3 separate regions of the Homo sapiens genome follow, and regions 2 and 3 are each linked to region 1. Evidence: chromatin contacts called from ENCODE Hi-C or POLR2A ChIA-PET data. All regions are on one chromosome and are shown on one strand. Each heading gives the region's core, a stretch centred on a gene start or an enhancer-like site at or near the end of the contact. The rest is flanking DNA. Distances are from core to core; before and after follow the strand shown. Region 1 holds the start of DYNLL2 (dynein light chain LC8-type 2). Region 2 holds the start of PRR11 (proline rich 11). Region 3 holds the start of COIL (coilin).

What was found. A loop is a pair of places that touch in the nucleus more often than their neighbours do. ChIA-PET counts read pairs that join two places held with the same protein, here RNA polymerase II (POLR2A). Pooled maps may share reads with other maps.
Region 2: a pooled map shows a loop between it and region 1 (32-fold over the local background). The contact joins the promoter of PRR11 here to the promoter of DYNLL2 in region 1. A Hi-C loop is called at or near these places in 9 of 50 pooled maps. POLR2A ChIA-PET finds 5 or more read pairs at or near these places in 2 of 52 experiments (WTC11 and endothelial cell of umbilical vein).
Region 3: a map of gastrocnemius medialis shows a loop between it and region 1 (3-fold over the local background). The contact joins the promoter of COIL here to the promoter of DYNLL2 in region 1. A Hi-C loop is called at or near these places in 3 of 168 maps with a recorded cell type or tissue (ascending aorta, gastrocnemius medialis and heart left ventricle) and 15 of 50 pooled maps. POLR2A ChIA-PET finds 5 or more read pairs at or near these places in 1 of 52 experiments (activated T-cell).

What each region holds. Positions count from the first base shown.
Region 1 is chr17:58,081,311-58,084,844 of GRCh38, forward strand. It overlaps DYNLL2 (dynein light chain LC8-type 2), which reads left to right and starts at 2,109. Exons shown (of 3, transcript NM_080677.3): 1 at 2,109-2,373. It overlaps DYNLL2-DT (DYNLL2 divergent transcript), which reads right to left and starts at 1,894. Exons shown (of 3, transcript NR_110809.1): 1 at 1,406-1,894; 2 at 1-1,306. RefSeq lists an enhancer at 1,838-2,132 and silencers at 1,849-2,198, 2,209-2,268, 2,309-2,728, 2,769-2,898.
Region 2 is chr17:59,154,027-59,157,474 of GRCh38, forward strand. It overlaps PRR11 (proline rich 11), which reads left to right and starts at 1,720. Exons shown (of 10, transcript NM_018304.4): 1 at 1,720-1,779. SKA2 (spindle and kinetochore associated complex subunit 2) reads right to left here and starts at 1,160. Exons shown (of 4, transcript NM_182620.4): 1 at 1,105-1,160. The coding sequence starts at 1,137. RefSeq lists enhancers at 948-1,187, 1,848-1,897.
Region 3 is chr17:56,958,903-56,962,718 of GRCh38, forward strand. It overlaps COIL (coilin), which reads right to left and starts at 2,148. Exons shown (of 7, transcript NM_004645.3): 1 at 1,873-2,148. The coding sequence starts at 2,117. It overlaps LOC105371836 (a long non-coding RNA gene), which reads left to right and starts at 2,246. Exons shown (of 4, transcript XR_934875.4): 1 at 2,246-2,510. RefSeq lists a silencer at 1,750-1,859 and enhancers at 1,986-2,280, 2,030-2,169, 2,180-2,229.

The DNA.
Region 1 (3,534 bases), core at 859-3,358:
TTATAAACCATACTATTAACACATCTCCCTGTTATTCTACAGTTTAGTCCTTGACACACACACACACACACACAAGAGCACTGATATTCACATTTCCTAAAAGTGAAAACCCGTGGCTCTGACTTCTGTTAGTTGAAGTTCTTCGTGCCCTTCTGTCCACCACACCACAGCCTGGAAATGAGCAAGCTCTTATCCCTATTATACTTCAGGGAAGGGGAGCAGGGAGAGGGAGGATTTATGCCCTGGCAGCATGGCCTTTGAAGGGCCACTGCTAGCTCATAGTAACCCTTGGGAACACTTGAAAGAAGTCATCTTCTGGTTGGACACTGGCTTGTACCGTGACACACAGGCTAGCAAGCAGTGTGCCGGCTGTATTTTAGCACCCGCTTGCTCCATCGGTTGGATACTCTTGCGCAGTGAATGACCTGTGCAACCATACGTGGCAGATCTGACCTTCAGGCCCTGGAAGGGCCTGGAAACTAAGGACTGTTGGAGAAAGGGGGTACTAGCTTCGCTTTCTCCAGGCAGTCCAGGCGATTAGCCCCGCACAAGCCCTAAGTGTATAAATCATCCTTCCTCGTCTCCCTCCCTTCCTCCCATAGAGGCCACGCCTCCCATTCATGAACACAAAGACTGACATCAGAAAACCCTTAGTGTGAGGGGATACCCCAGGCCTTAACTGGTCTCTGAAATCCCCCAACTGAGGTTGTTAGAGGACAGAACTGTGGAAAGCAGTAACCAGAGGGAATGATTTTTCCAGGTTTCCCCTGACACATAACGAACACTAACTTTTGATGCTTCAAACCAGAGCAGGCCAGGGCCAGGGCAAGTCTGACTTCCTGACCATGGTTTGGAGAGGCGAAGGGGAAAAGATGGGAGTGGGAGCTATCCCCGGCAGCTTCTTAATCCCTACTGTATGGCCAAAATGCTTGGTTCCCAATAAAGGCTCGTCAGCCCTTGAGGTAGACACTTCTGTATAAAACAGACCAGAAAGAAAACCGCAGGCCTGAGGATCTTTCCTGGGAGTGGGATGGAGTGAGGGCAGGCAGGCTCCCAACGCGCACGTTCACACCCACTCTCCCAGAAGTAGTCTCTTGAGCCTCCAGAGGGGCTGCTTCCTGGGTGCACCTCTTTTCAGCTAGAAGCAAGTCAAGCCTGACCTGCGGGATCTGGCAGGGCTCTCTGTACTTGGATTCTCTCCTTTATAAAGTGAGGGGTGTGGATGGGTGGTTTTTGAAGGCTCCTCACAGCTCTGACAGGCACCACCTCTGGGGGCTTCTATTCACTCTCCTCCAACCTTGTCTACCTGGACAGGCAGGGACAGACGACAAGAAATCGCTCACTCTCACCCCCATCCCAGGACCCCAAGGCCATAAATGTGCAAGGACAGCAGAGGCCTGCGTACCAAAGACACATCCCCATCAATTTTGCTTCGGCTCTGTCTCCATTGCTCCTGTAGACAAATACCGGCTGGGGGCCCAGCTGGGAGTTTAGGTCCTTCAGCCTCAAAGAACAAAGGAGGAAGAAGGGACCTTCCCGGAAGGTGAGGGGAGGGAGTCCTGGGGCTCCTATGCCTCTCCCTCTCCATAGGGCTGGCTGTCCCTCTCTTTCTCACAGATACGGGAGGAGGGAGTGTCCTGTCTTTTCCTCTGAGGCTGGTGACTTCATCTCCTCCCCTCTCTAAGGTTGGGGTCTCTACCTCAGCCCCATCTGTTCCCTGGGTCTGAAATCTCCATCCCCCTCTCCCTTTTTTCTCCTTGGGACTGGGGGTCTCCACACCCTTCCCTCTCCTCCTCTCTCAGGACCATGTCTCTTTATTCCTTTTCAGGCCTGGCCTCTCCAGCCCCGGGGGGAGGGGTCCGCATTCCTCTCCTTTCTTAAGGCCACGGCTCCCTCCCCCACCCGCTCCAGCTCCTCCTCCCCACCCCCTCCCTCCGCCCCGAGGCATTGTGGGAGGAAACAAGATGTGGGGCGAGAGCGGCGCGGGGAGAAGCCCGCAGTGCGGGGCCGGGCGGGCTCAGCCAATGGGGAGCGCGGACGGCGGCGCGCGCGGCGGGGGGGCGGGGGCGGGGCACTATTTCAGCGGGGGCCGCGCGTCGGCCGCGCTCAGCGGCAGAGCGGAGCGGAGCTGTGAGGCGCCAGTGCGGAGCGGGCGGGCGGGCGGGCGGCGTGAGGCGGAGCGCGGGCGGCCGGCGAAACTCCAAGGGCGGACCGCGGCAGGGAGCGATCGGCCTCGGGCTGCGGGAGCCGGAGACCGCGGCGGCGGCGGCTGCTGCAGCTGCAGGAGGAGCCCAGGGAACACCGCCCCTGCCTGTGCTCTGCCTCGGGCCATCGCTCCTCCCCAGGGCCCAGTGCGGACTCGCCTCCGTGAAGGTGAGCGGTGGGTGGGGGCGTCCCCCGGGTGGCGGGCCTGTGTCCGTCGCGTGCGACTCTACACGACCCGGCCCTCGCCGCGGTGGCCCTGCGGCCTCCTTAGCCGGCCCCAAGGCCTGGAACAGGGCTGGCCCCGCAGCCCTTGGCGTTGACGGTCCGGGCAGCGCAGCGCGCCCCCGCCGCCCCTCCCTCTCGGCGCAGCCCGGGCTGCGCCACCCTTTGCCCCGGCCACCCTCGTGGCGCTGCTGGAGGCCCGGGCTGCGGAGCTGCCGCTGCCCCCGCCCCCGGGAGTCTCTCTGCGCTGCGTGGAGGCCCCTGATGTCAGGGGCCGGGGAAGAGGGGGTGGAGAGGGCTCGGGCGTGACGCGGCTCCTCCTGCCGCCACCGCCACCCTCTGGGGCGTCCTTCCTGCAGCGAGGACGCCCAGTCACTCCGGCGCTGTTCCAGGCCGGGTGGGGGAGGGCGGCCGACCGGCCGGGGCCTGCGGACCTGGCCGGCGGCGCGGGCGGGAGGTCGGGGGGAAGGAGGATGCTTCCTCGTTCCCCAGGTGCTGCCCTTCGGGACCGCAGCGCTCTGGAGGATGGGATAGTGGAGGGATACGGCCCACTTGGAGAGCCCGAAGAGGGAAGTAGAAGTGTGTGTGTATTGGCGGGTGGGGATGGTGGTCCGTGTCATTCGGAGATTTAGCCTTTTTTTTTGGTTGCAAAACCAGGAATAGAGGATGGGAGCTGTCCTGGGGTGCCCTTTGTGCTTTTCACAGGAGCCTTGGCTCGTGACTGAGGCTGCTGGCCTGGGGCCCTCTGGCCATCTTCCTCCTATCTGGAGGCCCAGGTCCCTTGCTTTTTCCCAAGGAGGGAGGGGCTAGGCTGGACACCTTCCTGTGCTTTGCTTACCGGCACCTTGGACAGGGGTGGTAGGGGTTGGGCTTCACCTCTCTCAGATGCCTGGGGGGCCATTGTAGTCGTAAGACCAATATTATGTAACCGCAGGCTCTTTCCTGGAGAGTAAGGTGGCTTTTAATTACTGTAACAAAGTTGCTCCTTTGGACTTTGGGAATGAGGCAGTGGAGCAGGTGAGCTTGCAGGCAAAATGGTGCCAATTTCATACTTTCACTTTGCTGTCTAACCAGGCCCCACCCCCACCCCTGGGTTTGTAAACAGTG
Region 2 (3,448 bases), core at 470-2,969, 1.1 Mb after region 1:
CCCAAAGTGCCGGGATTACAGGCGTGAGCCACCGCGCCCGGCCAATCGTATTTAACAGACAAGCAAACAAACAAAAAAAGACAGGAGCTCAGTGGCAGGCGCTTCCTCCAAAGTCCAGGTTTTTAAGGAAAGCAGCCCAACCTGGGAAAAAAAAAAAAAAAGAAAAGAAAAGAAAAAAAAGATAATGCTGAACGAAAAGGGCTGAAGACAGAACAAGGACACTAAGAGGAAAAAAGCGCGGGCGATCAAGCTGGTAATCTAAGGATGGGAGGGAGGGAATAAAGAGAACAAGTGAGGGACGGATCCTTAAAGAAAACTAGGACAGCCCCCCAGCTGGGCGCCCCCCGAGCAGGCCAAACACGCCAGCAACAACGGGAGTGCTTTCCAATTCTTCGCCCCCGTTTTCTACTTTCACAGATGAATGAAAGTGCACAACTCCAGAGCAGGATGCCTTTCCTGTCTCAATCCCGCCCGCGCTCCGGGAGCGGAGCTCGTGGTTACGATCCCCTTCGCTCACACCTCTTCCCTCACCCACGGTTTGCCACCTCCGGATCAAACAGAAACGGGTTCCTTGGCCGTTAGGAAGTTGTGCATACAAGTCTAGCATCCTTTCTCAGACTTTCTCGGCCCGCCTTTTAGAACGTGAGCGGGTTGGCCCTACAGGGATTTCTCCTCGCCCCCGTCAGTTTATTCCCCACCCCACCCTCCGTTCCCCTTTCTTGGAGTGTGAACCACCTCTCCCTTCTTGGGACGCTTAGGGACCGTTCCATTCACATCTTTTTTGGTACAAACACAGAATGCGGTCTGCACCCGGCGCAGTTTCGTAAGGGGTGTAAAGGTGAGGGCAAGGAACAAGGAATTCCAAAGGCCCCGCACCCTCAGCATCTCCCGCCATTTCCCTGACGAGTTTCCCGGATGTAACCCCTTACCCGAGGCGGTTTAGACACCAGACGGTGGCGGCTCCCTTTGGTGCAGGAGGAGGGAACTCGACTCTGGTCCAGCCTCCGCCGCCCGGAGTTTCCGGCGACTCCAAATTGTGCCCCACCTCCGAGGCCATGGGGGAAAAATAAACTACCCAGTAGATCTCCTTCACTTTGCACTCACCATCAGTTCCAGCTTATCGACCTCCGCCTCCATGTTGAATAGTTGACATTCCGCAGACCGCGGCGGCGCTTAAGCCGCAAGCCGTACTAGCACGGAGGGCCTCCATTGGACAGCTGTCACTCAACATCTCGCACTCATTGGCTCCTCCGTTCCACCGGCTCCCGCCCATTGGAGACTGGGTAACGCCCCTCTGCATGAGACACATTTTCCTGTTGGGCAAAGGCACAAAACGCCGCAGGAGGATTGGCTGCTGTGCAAATTTTTTTTTCCATTGGCTGCCCCCTCCTCTCTACTTTCAATTTTGTAGTTAGGGCTCTGCAGAGAAGAGCTTGAGATTGGTGCAATTGGAAGAAGAGCCAACCAATCACACCAGAGCTTCCACCGACAGCAGAGGGGACGTAACACACCTTCTTTCCCCTCCGGCTTTCCTTCCCCTTCTCTCCCGCCTTCTCCTTATTCATACCAGAAGCGCCTCAGCTCTGATTGGCTGGAGCTCTGTGCTATCTCAGCCAATCACAAGCCGGGCTGTGCTCCTACACCATCCGAAGAGCGAATCGTGCAGAGACCGTGTCTACGATTGGCCTCTCCCTGACAAGGATTTAATTTTGAATTTTTCTTTATGGCGTGGGAGAGGCCACAGCCCGGACTCCATCGACTCCCCCGGCTCTTAGACTAGTAAGTGCAGGAACGATTATTTCTTTGTTATCTGAGCTCGCGTCTTGAGTAGCTGGGCCTGTTGCTGCTTGTGTTTTTATGGTTTAGGGAGGTGGGGACTTTGGCTGGACACGAAGGGGAAATGGAAAGGAGGAAGGGGAGGTTTGGGGCTGGGGAAGAAGTGCTCGGCCTGGCTTCATCTTAACCATACTTCTATTTAATTAACACTTCGCAAGATACGTTTTGGAGCAAAGCATCTGCCTTCCTTTTGAACATTTCTTTACATATTTGCTGCTCAATGCAAGTCCACAGATCAGCGGCATCCGCATCTCTTGTTTGCTTGTTACAAATGCAAATTATCGGACTCCACCCAAATTTACTAAATCAGAATATACATTTTAACAAGATTTCCCTGAGTGATTTCTATGCACATTAAAGTTTAAGTTGGTACATTTCTTGACTGGGAATATTACTATGTTACTCGATATTGTCTGGCATGCTGTTAGAGTGTCAATTTTAAATGCGTGTCCTGTTTACTGAGTGCCTAATACTGTGCGGGATGAGACTTTAGGGAGCTGCAGTCTCTTTGGAAAAACAAGACAGAACAAAAACAGCAATGCTTAAAAAAAAAAAAGCATAAAACATAAAATTTAAAAAAAGCAAGTACCCAGAAATAGTGCTATGGGTGTTCAAGAAGAATCAATTGGACTGCTAATGGAAATTAAGTAATTGAAGGCTATTTGTGGAGGAGCGCAAGAGACTTCCATAAAAATGTGTTTTAGGAAGATGGCAATGAAATGCAACAGTCATTTCCGTTGCTGCTACAGCTTTGAAAGTACCCCAGAACAAAGAACTTTTCTTCTCTTTCTTTCTTTTTTTTTTTTTTCTTTTTTTGTGACGGAGTCTCGCTCTGTCGCCTAGGCTGGAGTACAGTGGCACAATCTCGGCCCACTACAACCTCAGCCTCCTGAGTAGCTGGGAGTACAGGCGCACGCCAGCACGCCCGGCTAATTTTTGTATTTTTAGTAGAGACGGGGTTTCACCCTCTTGGCCAGGATGGTCTCGATTTCCTGACCTCGTGATCCACCAGCCTCAGCCTCCCAAAGTGCTGGGATTACAGGCGTGAGCCACCACGCTCGGCCGCAAAGAACTTTTCATATCATTGGGTGGAGTTTTCACAGAAGCAGCAGCGCCAACTCCTGCAAAAGACTGTAATTCTTACTGTATTATTTATTGCATCTTCCTATTGGAAAATAGCTTTAGACCCATCTTTTAGCCATATGAAGATGTGGTATGATATGAAGAAGTAAAAACCTCCCTAACCAAGAGAATTTGACAATATTAGAATATATTCCTTAACTAAAATAACACTTGCTAGCTAACACTTAGCAGGAATGCTTCTTTTCATTCTTTATTGAATGAAACATTATTTAGCTCCTGCTGTATTCTAGATGCTGGGAAAACAAAGATGAATGAAATTTGTCACACCCTTGAAAAGCTCACAGTCCAGCAGGATGACAAACATACAAGCAAAAATTACAATGAAATGTAATACATTTTATAATAAAGATGTGTATAAAGTGCTATAGAAGTGCAAAAGAGATGACATTTCAGCCAGTATAAATTCTGTAAGGAGGCTGGGCATGGTGCCTCACACCTGTAATCCCAGCACTCTGGGAGGATGAAGCGG
Region 3 (3,816 bases), core at 898-3,397, 1.1 Mb before region 1:
CCAAATTAAATTCCCTGATGTTCTGAAGAAATCTTACGGAATCTGACATGCTTGAGGGTAAGGAATATTCAACGACAAAGGGCAGCAAGAGAAAATAGCCTGGTTCACAACTCTGGAATTAATTCACTGTAGCTGAAGCTTAAAGGGGGTGGGGGAAGGAAGGCTGGCACAGTGGCTTACGCCTGTAATCCCAGTGCTTTGGGGGGCTGAGGTGAGAGGACAGCTTGAGCCCAGGGATTCGAGACCAGCCTGGGCAACATGGCGAAACCCTGTCTCTACAACAAATACAAAAATTAGCCAGGCGTGGTTGCCTGGCCTGAAGTCCCAACTACTCGGGAGGCTGAGGTGGGAGGATTGCCTGTGCCCAGGAAGTCAAGGTTACAGCAAGCTATGATCGTACCACTGCACTCCAGCCTGGGCATGGGAAACCCAGTCTCTTTATTTAAAAAAGAAAAAAAAAAGTCTGAATAAATCAGTCCAAGATATGAATCCAAACTGGAATGATCAGATACCATCATCTTACTGTGGCAACTCAACCACATTTCAGCAATTCACACTACAATTGCTCCTGGATACTCATCTCATTATCATTTTTTTAACTTCCAAAAGCATATTTAAGATTATTTTGTGTTTCCCAATTTACAGCCCAAAAGGACTCAAGACACTTATTTGAGAGAATCCCAAAATGTCTGGGTGAGACACAAAATGATACGCCACCAGAAGTCTCAGGGGACACTGGGCACATGAGAACTAAGGCTGGACAACAGCAGGTTATGAAGAAAACACAACGATTCCCCTTTGTCAGCTTCCTGCACCTGACCCTGAAGGCCGCCATGGGTAAGGCCGGGTCTCCGGCACATCTGCACCATGGGCACGCAACAGAGTCGCACAGTGCCTAGCTAAGCGCGGATGTGCTAAATCAAGGCTGAAAGAAAGCCTGGCCCTGCCCTTAGGCATCAGGGATTTTCCAAGTTTGATTCTCCTGTCATCAGAAGCATCCCGGGAAGGATGCTCGTTACACTGCAGATTCCAGCCAGGCGCGGAGGCTCACGCCTGTAATCCCAGCACTTTGGGAAGCCGGGAGGATCACTTAACGTCAGGAGTTCAAGACCAGCCTGGCCAACACGGTGAAACCCCGTCTCTACTAAAAATACAAACAAACAAACAAAAAATTAGCCGGGCATGGTGGCGCCCGCCTGTAAGCCCAGCTACTCGGGAGGCTGAGGTGGGAGGATCGATTGAACCCGGGAGGTGGAGGCTGCAGTGAGCTGAGATCGCGCCACTGCACTCCAGCCTGGGTGACAGAATGAGACTCAGTCTCAAAAATAAAAATAATAGGGGCAGGATGCGGTGGTGCACGCCTGCAATCCCAGCACTTTGAGAGGCCGATGCAAGCGGATCAACTGAGGTCAGGAGTTCGAGACCACCTTGACCAATATGGTGAAACCCCATCTCTACTAAAAATACAAAAATTAGCCGGGCGTGGTGGCGGACGCCTGTAGTCCCAGCTACTCGGGAGGCTGAGGCAGGAAAATTGCTTGAACCCGGGAGGTGGAGGTTGCAGTGAACCGAGATCGCGCCACTGTACTCCAGCCTGGGTGACAAAGCAGGACTCCGTCTCAAAAAAAAAAAAATAATAATAAAAAATAATAATAAAATGCAGATTCCTGAGCCCCAAAGTTGACTACACCAATCAGGATCTCCGGGGTTCGCGAACGTGCATTTTTACAGCCCCACCCCCCTCCAACCCTCGTCCCCTTCCCCATCCCCCATCCCCTCCACTACCAGGTCTAGCGGCTTCAGGCCCGGGCGTGCGCAGGCGCGTCCCCCGCCCGCCGCCCACCCGGCCGTCCCGCTCCCTGCGCCGCGCACCTGAGGCAGTCGTTGTCTCTCACAAGGCGCGCGCTCTCGGCGGGGGGCAAGAGCCCCCCCTCCAGGTAGAGGCCTAGGAAGGCCCCAGAACTGAAGCCGAAGCGCTGGCGGATGAGACTAATGAGATCTGTGACGACTCGGCATCTGTTCAAGTCGACCAGAAGCCAGAAGGCCGTACAGTGCGGGGTAGCTGGCGGCGGGTAATCAAATTGAAGCCGTAGCCTAACCGTCTCGGAAGCTGCCATCTTGCTTGGTGCTCAACGGAAGCCGAGAGATACCACGGGGCCACCGAGAGGCGTGCTCGGGCGGCTCGCCCCCGCCGGAGCCTTTGGCGTGTGCCACCTAGTGGTGAAACCTGGCTACTACAGGCTGCGTCTAGGCGAGAACTCGGAGCGTGGTTGATTTCATTCAATTTTGTTCACGGCAGGGCTGAGGAAGGGAATAAGTGAAATGCCTTTATTACATTTCTACTGGGCGCTATGTAGGGTCTCCTAATTAAGGCAACTCTCTGGATAAATAACATTTCTCCTCAGCAGTAGTCTTCTAAGATATTTGCTCATCGACGTGAAAGATTTTTATAAAACAATCCTAACACATTTCGCTGACAAAATTTTTCATCATGATGAGTTGAAAAAGATGTAAGTCCTAGTGTGTTCTCAATGTTGAAATTTTGAAATAACACTGTTAATCATTCTTCCAAATGTATCCAGTGGAATATAAATACCTTAGCCTTTTAATACCCACCACCAAACAAAAATGTCCTTGCATTTCTCACCAGATAAATAAATCAGTATTTACATTATTTCTTCTATTTTTTGAACTAGAATTTACATTTCTCCACATAATATATATTAACTCCTTTAATTTTCATAACAAAAGTTAGGAATTATGAACTGTTATCCTTATTTAGAGGATTTAAAAAAAACAAGGTTCAGAGAGTTTAAGAAGTAACTAGAGGCCAGGAGCAGTGGCTGACGCCTGTAATCCCAGCACTTTGAGAGGCCAAGGTGGGCGGATCACTTGAGACCAGGAGTCTGAGACCACCCTGGCCAAAATGGTGAAACCCCAACTCTACTAAAAATATAAAGATTAGCCGGGTGTGGTGGCATGTGCCTATAATTCCAGCTACTCGGGAGACTGAAGCAGTAGAATCGCTTGAACCCAAGAGGTGGAGGTTGCAGTGAGTCAGGATCGTGCCACTGCACTCCAGCCTGGGCAATAGAGCAAGATTCTGTCTTAAAAAAAAAAAAAGGAGTAACTTCCCCAAGTTCACTAGACTAGTTAAGTTGTAGATACCAGGGAGTCAGTAGATGAATTGAAAACAAAATTTTTTAACTGAAAGTAAGGGTTTTTGGATTTTCTTTTTTTAGAGTCTTGCTCTGTCACCTAGGCTGGAGTGCCGTGGTGCACTCTGCCTCCCGGGTTCAAGTGACTTCCCACCTCAGCCTTCCTAGTAGCTGGAACCACAGGTGTGAGCCACCAAGCCCAGCTAATTTTTGTATTTTTTGTAGAGATAGGGTTTTTCCATGGTGGCCAGGCTGGTCTCGAATTCCTGAATTCCAGCAATCTGCCTGCCTTGGCCTCCCAAAGTGGTGGGATTACAGGCATGAGCCACCACCTCCGACTAAAATCAAGTTTATTAGAGAATTAAAGGAATAAAAGAATGACTACTCCATAGACAGAGCAGCGAGCCCATACTATAAGTATACTCAGTCAAGTATACTTATAGTTACTTCTTGACTGTATGCTAAACAAAGGATGGATTATTCATGAGTTTTCTGTATCCCTAGGAAAGGGGCAGGGATTTCCCTCAGAACTGAGGGTTACTCCCCTTTTACACCATACAGGATAACTTTTGGGCATTTCCGGCTGGGCGCAGTGGCTCACCCCTGTAATCCCAGTTTCTCCACATCCTGACTACCATTTGGCATTGTCACTATTTTT